Linked DNA regions of Homo sapiens: region 1 is linked to region 2. The links are chromatin contacts, found by Hi-C or POLR2A ChIA-PET in ENCODE. All regions are on one chromosome and are shown on one strand. The core of a region is the stretch at or near the end of the contact, and the rest is flanking DNA. Distances in the headings are between cores, read along the strand shown. Region 1 holds the start of KNDC1 (kinase non-catalytic C-lobe domain containing 1). Region 2 overlaps ADGRA1 (adhesion G protein-coupled receptor A1).

Region 1 (2,700 bases), core at 48-2,547, 50 kb before region 2:
CCACTCCCCTGGGGCAGCAGGTGGGGACTGCGAGGGGGTCAGGCCCGCGGCTGCTGCAGCCGGGATTCCCTGCTCCAGGCTTACTTGGCCGGCTTTAAAGAGAGGGCGCCACAACATCCCACTAATGGCTGCAGGTGACGACGCTGTCACCCGGAGACGCAGGCGCCCAGCGTCTGGGCTCTTGCCTGTTGGAGGTTTGGCAGATCTCGGATCCCTGGAGGGTGAGGGTCCCTCTGGGAGCTGCTGTATCCCCTGGGGGCCACCTCTCATGCTTCCGGGCCTGGCTTGTCCACTCCATCCCAGCCAAGCCAGAGCTGAGCTACAGGGTCAGACCCAGCCAAGGTGGCGTCTGGGCAGCCGGTGCTGTAGGGTGGGCGGTCCATGAGCAGAAGCGCCAGGGTATGCAGATGGCAGGCAGAGCCCCTCTGCACCTTGCGGGGTAGGGGGGTCTTGGGTGAAGGCCCGGAAAACCAGAGAGCAGGAAGCAGCTCTCAGTCTCGGGGGGCAGTCATCCAGCGCTCCCCCCACCCCCCGCTCCTGAACCTCAGCTCCGGGGACCTCATCCCCCAGCTCCTGAGCGGCGCCTGATTGGACTCTGCTGCTCTGCACCCCGCTGGCCTCCTGGGGCCCGGCAGGGAGTAAGCAGACCCCCCTCCGTCCTCCTTGCTGCCCCCACACTGTCCCGCCAGGGTTTCCACCAGGAGCTACCGCGCACCAACTTCTGCAGGGGCTGCCCACCCGCCGCCGTCCCGTGCGCATTCGGGGGTGCTGTCCCCTCCGGGTGAAAATCCTAACGCGGGGGCTGAGAACGGCGGTGGGAACCCCTCGGCCATGGAGGGCGCCTGGGGAGGCGGGAGCTCACAGCCCCTCCCGGGTCCTCCCCCCGGGCGCTCTCCGCGGACCCCTCGGCGGCGGAAGGGGCCCCCCAGTGGGGCCGGGGGCTCACCTCGTCCTCGGGGAGGGTGGGCAGCGGCTCGAAGTCGTAGAAGTCCAGGTCTTTGCCGTCCTCCTCGTAAAGATCCGCCGCGGCCGGGTCCATGGCCTGCATCCTGCGGCCGCGCCGCGCACCGCCCCCGGGGCCTCCGGCTGGGCTGGGCTGGGCTCGGCTACGCGCGCCCTGGCTCCATGGAGACGCGCCCGGCCCTCGCCCGCCCCCGCCCGCCCGCCGCTGCCGCAGTGTCTCCAGGGGACGCGGTCAGGGATACGGGGCGGGCCCGGGGGGCGCGGGGGGCGCGGGGTGCGCGGGGGCTGCGCGGCGCTGTCCGGACCCGGCGCCTAGGGAACGTCGCTCCTTCCTGGGGGAGGCACCGGGGGCGGAGCCAGGCGTGTGGCCTCCGCGGGGAGCCACGGGGTCTGCGCCCCACCTGGGCCCCAAGGGTCGAGGGGCGGAGCCGGCGCCCAGGAAAGCTCGGACGGGCAGACCCCCTCGCCGGCTCCCGCCGCCCCCGTCCCACCCCCGCTGCTGCCGGGCGGGGCTGCCGCAGTCCCGGGGTGGCCTCTGCAGCGGCGTTGGGCAGGGCCGGGCGGGGCCCGGGGTGGGGGGCGGGGCCCGGGGTGGGGGGCGGGGCGGTCGCTGGGCCGGGGTCTCTCCTGAGCGAGGGTCTTTCGGAGGCCCGGGGATGTTGGGGGTGGGGCAATAACGCTGCCTCATCCCCACCTGGAGGCATCGGAGAGACCCACTGGGCACCCGACCCTCCCCGGTCCTGGGGGACCCTGGGGGGTCCTGGGGCTCTTGACCTCTTCCTGCCCCAAAGGCCCCCCGGGGCTTTCTTCAGCGCCAGGGTGACCCCGGCCCACGGTAGTGCCGCGGTCAGAAGAGCCAGGATAGCCCCAAGCTCGGCCAAGAGGCAGGGAGGGTGGAGGAGAATCTCACCTTCCCCGGCCACCCCCAGAACTCCCACAGGAGAGAGGGCGGCTTCAGGGCCCGGCTGTCAGCTCCCCGTCCGTGTGGCTGGCCAGGCACACAGTAGGTACTTAATCCATGCTCCTGGCTTGAAGGAGCAGCAGGGCTTTTGACCGCAGAGTGGGAGGGTGCAGTGTGTTCAGGGACGTGAATTCCCAGCACTCTGTCCCCTGGTCGGTCACCCGGGCTGTCACTCTGGCCTGGCAGGGAGTTCAGGGGCTCAGCTCCCCGGGAGCCAGGTGGGCACTGAAGCCGGAGGCTGGGAGTGGGGCAGGTGCTGGGCAGACTCCCTGCGTCCAGCCAGGCAGCCCCACCTTATTGAAAATGCCCACCCTGGGGCCCACCCTGGTCCACCGAGTCAGCAGTCAGGTGCAGCCTCCCCCATCCTTGGGTGTTTGGAAGCTTGGGCAGCAAGCCAAGGTGGAGTGGGCTGGAGCTGGAGAGGAGGAGTCTCACAGAGGGTGGCCTCAGCCAGCTGTCCCTGAGCTCTCTCTCTGTGGGCCCCACAGGGCCTGCAGCGCCCCAGTCCCTGTCTTGGAAGGAGGCGGAAGTGGCAGGCAGACTCTGCTCCAGGAGCCTGATCCCGCTGCACCCTGGTGCTCAGACCTGGACATTGGAGCTGAGCCCCTGGGCTCCTGGGCCCTCTGCTGCAGGGCTGGGGCCGCCTCCTTTGTCAGGTCTGGATGTGCCCCTGACGCCTCTCAGCTGCCACCCAGACTTGTGCCTCCGGGGGAACGCCGGGCTGACGTGACCCCAAAGGGAAGGCACCAGGGACCCCACAAGCACAGGACTTTGTC
Region 2 (2,923 bases), core at 93-2,592:
GGGATTAGGAGGGAGGTGTCCGTGGTGGGCAGGTTGTCTGGTGGGATTAGGAGGGAGGTGTCCGTGGTGGGCAGGTTGTCTGGTGGGATTAGGAGGGAGGTGTCTGTGGTGGGCAGGTTGTCTGGTGGGATTAGGAGGGAGGTGTCCGTGGTGGGCAGGTTGTCTGGTGGGATTAGGAGGGAGGTGTCCGTGGTGGGCAGGTTGTCTGGTGGGATTAGGAGGGAGGTGTCCGTGGTGGGCAGGTTGTCTGGTGGGATTAGGAGGGAGGTGCCTGTGGTGGGCAGGTGGTCTGGTGGGATTAGGAGGGATGGTTCCCGGGGGGGCAGGTTGTCTGGTGGGATTAGGAGGGAGGTGCCTGTGGTGGGCAGGTTGTCTGGTGGGATTAGGAGGGAGGTGCCTGTGGTGGGCAGGTTGTCTGGAGGGATTAGGAGGGAGGTGCTCACGGCGGGCAGGTGGTCTGGTGGGATTAGGAGAGGAGGCACCCCTGGCGGGCAGGTGGCCAGCAGGATTAGGAGGGGAGCTGCCCATGGCAGGCAGGTGGCTTGGCAGGATTAGGAGGGCAGGTGTCCCTGGTGGGCAGGTGGCCCAGCCTACCCAGAACCTCCCCAGTTCAGCCACATTTCCACTTAACAGATTCAGAAACAACCCTTCAGTGGGCTGTGCTCACATTGGAGCAGGTGCTTGGGGACCTGGGATCACTGAATTATCCAGCAGCACCTGTGTCCAGGGCCCCATGCAGACATCACTCTGCGGCAAAGGGATTGGGCAGGAAACTAAAGACAAGGAAGGGGAAGAGGCTGAATAGAGGTCAAAACAGAATTCCGGAAAATAAATCTGGATTGTGAGATATGGGTATAGAGGAAGCAGGCTAATTGTTCAGACATGGGCATCAGACCACTGGCTTTTGTTTTGTGTACAAAGGGTCAGCTCAGGGTGCATAATATTTGCCCTTATTCTTTTTCTTCCAGTATTTCTTTATATTTCTTACCGACTCTCTCTCTCTCAGGCTTTCTTTCTTCTCACTCATATAGTTAGAAATGGCAGATCCAAGGAGCTTCTCTCTGAACATTCGACCCTGTGCAGCTCAGTGTTGCTCTGCAGAAGGGCCAGCTCTGGGGCGTGGCAGGTGCCTGGGTCAGTGGCTTTCAGCACATTCCCCACGCACTGCCTGATAAGGCTGCTCTGTGTGCAGGGACGCAGGATGTGGCACTACAGCAGCCTGGGCTGTTTGCATGAACCTTATGACTGACGGCAGCACCTGCCTTCCCGCCAGAGTGTGAGGCTCCGTAGCTGTGGCCAGCGGAGCTGGCAGAGCACACAGGAGTGACCTGTCCCAGCAAGAATGCGGAGCTTGAGCCTGAGCGGCCTCCTGGGCAGAAGTGCGGGGCACACTTTGCTGCATTTTGCTGCTGGAGGAAGGAGCAGGTTCCGTGTGGATCCTCCCCACCTGCCGTCTCCCAGGACAGGAGAACTTTGGAGACGGCACCTGGAGTCTTGGACCCTGCTGGATGTCTTTTCCCTCGTTGGCCCTGTGGTGTATCCTTCTGTGGAGACAAACCACACCCAGGAACGCCGCCGCTGCTGAGTCCTGAGTGTATCTTCCAGCCCCTCCCTGAGTGTATCTTTCTGTGGAGACAAACCACACCCAGGAATGCCACCACTGCTGAGTCCCGAGTCCTTCCAGCCCCGCCCTGAGTGTGCAGAGGCCGTGGGGCCTGACACTGCATGACGGGCAGTGTGCTGCTCACCCAAGCCTCAGAACAAAGTATGAAACTGATTGCTTTCCATCGACACATCCAGCCCAGCTGAGCCTGGAGGCCGATTTCACACATATTTACTACATCCCTGCCGTTTGTCTCTTTCTGGTTTCAACATTTAATCAGGAGGGGCTGGATGCCAAGCCTGGAGAATATGAACCAGGAGGGACCTTCCCGTCATTGTCATCGAGGGGAGGAGAGGTCAGGGGACAGTTGCTCTGCAATAGGAGGTGGGCACCGGGCAGAAGGTCGGGGTCTCACTTAAGAGGAAGCTGAGGTGCAGGGAGGAGGCTGGAATGGAGACGGGAGGTAACCATCCCACTGGAGGGACCGACCCTCAGTGCTCAAAGGGCAGGTGAGGCCAGGAAGGGGCAGACAGGAAGGCTCTGAGCCACAGCTGAGCAGCAATGGGGGGTCTGGGGAGTGGTCGTGGGGGCAAGCAGTCAGGCTTCCAGCTGGGGAGAAAAAGTATCCAGGTGGTGTGGAGGTGGCAGAGCAGGAGGCTGAGAAAGGGACCTGGAGGCCCGCTGGGGTCAGGGCAGTCCACAGAGCAGGAAAGATGAGGTCCAGGGAGCGGGGGCTGGGAGAGGAGGAGGGACAGGAAAGGTGGGGAAGACTCCTGGGCCTGGAGGTGTGGCCTGATCTGGGAAAGGGGGTAGAGAGTTTGGCAAAATGTCTAGCACCCAGACACGAATGCTGGGAGAGCAGTGCTGCTGCTGAGCTGCAAAGACATTGTGGGGGTGGAGCTGGTTCCATGGAGGATATGAGGGGCAGGGGTGGGGCCGGGGCCATGGAGGACATGAGGGGAGGGGTGGAGCTGGGGCCAAGTGGAGCTGGTTCCTTTGTGGGACTGATGGACGGGTGGAGCTGGGGCTAAGTGGAGCTGGGACCGTGGAGGACATGAGGGGACGGGTGGAGCTGGGGCCGAGTGGAGCTGGGACCATGGAGGACATGAGGGGAGGGGTGGAGCTGGGGCCAAGTGGAGCTGGGACCATGGAGGACATGAGGGGAGGGGTGGAGCTGGGGCCGAGTGGAGCTGGGACCATGGAGGATGTGAGGGGAGGGGTGGAGCTGGGGCCACATGCACCCAGTATTGAGCTGTCTTGGGATATCTGAGGGAGGCATCAGGAGGCTGCGGCAAATGTGTGTAGTGGTCAGGACTGGTG

The links. A loop is a pair of places that touch in the nucleus more often than their neighbours do. ChIA-PET counts read pairs that join two places held with the same protein, here RNA polymerase II (POLR2A).
Region 1: POLR2A ChIA-PET joins it to region 2 with 15 read pairs in Panc1. The contact joins the promoter of KNDC1 here to the enhancer-like site in region 2. A Hi-C loop is called at or near these places in 2 of 168 maps with a recorded cell type or tissue (ovary and transverse colon). POLR2A ChIA-PET finds 5 or more read pairs at or near these places in 3 of 52 experiments (Panc1, activated CD4-positive, alpha-beta T cell and common myeloid progenitor, CD34-positive).

Annotation. Positions count from the first base shown.
Region 1 is chr10:133,158,816-133,161,515 of GRCh38, reverse strand. It overlaps KNDC1 (kinase non-catalytic C-lobe domain containing 1), which reads right to left and starts at 1,297. Exons shown (of 30, transcript NM_152643.8): 1 at 947-1,297. The coding sequence starts at 1,048. RefSeq lists enhancers at 1-336, 337-926.
Region 2 is chr10:133,108,695-133,111,617 of GRCh38, reverse strand. All of the region lies in intron 5 of ADGRA1 (adhesion G protein-coupled receptor A1), which reads right to left. Among named protein-coding and RNA genes, the nearest start is that of ADGRA1, 22 kb to the right of the region's middle. Within about 2 kb of position 1,342, at least 9 of the 41 ENCODE cell types and tissues checked have a DNase peak (open chromatin) inside an H3K27ac peak, as active enhancers do.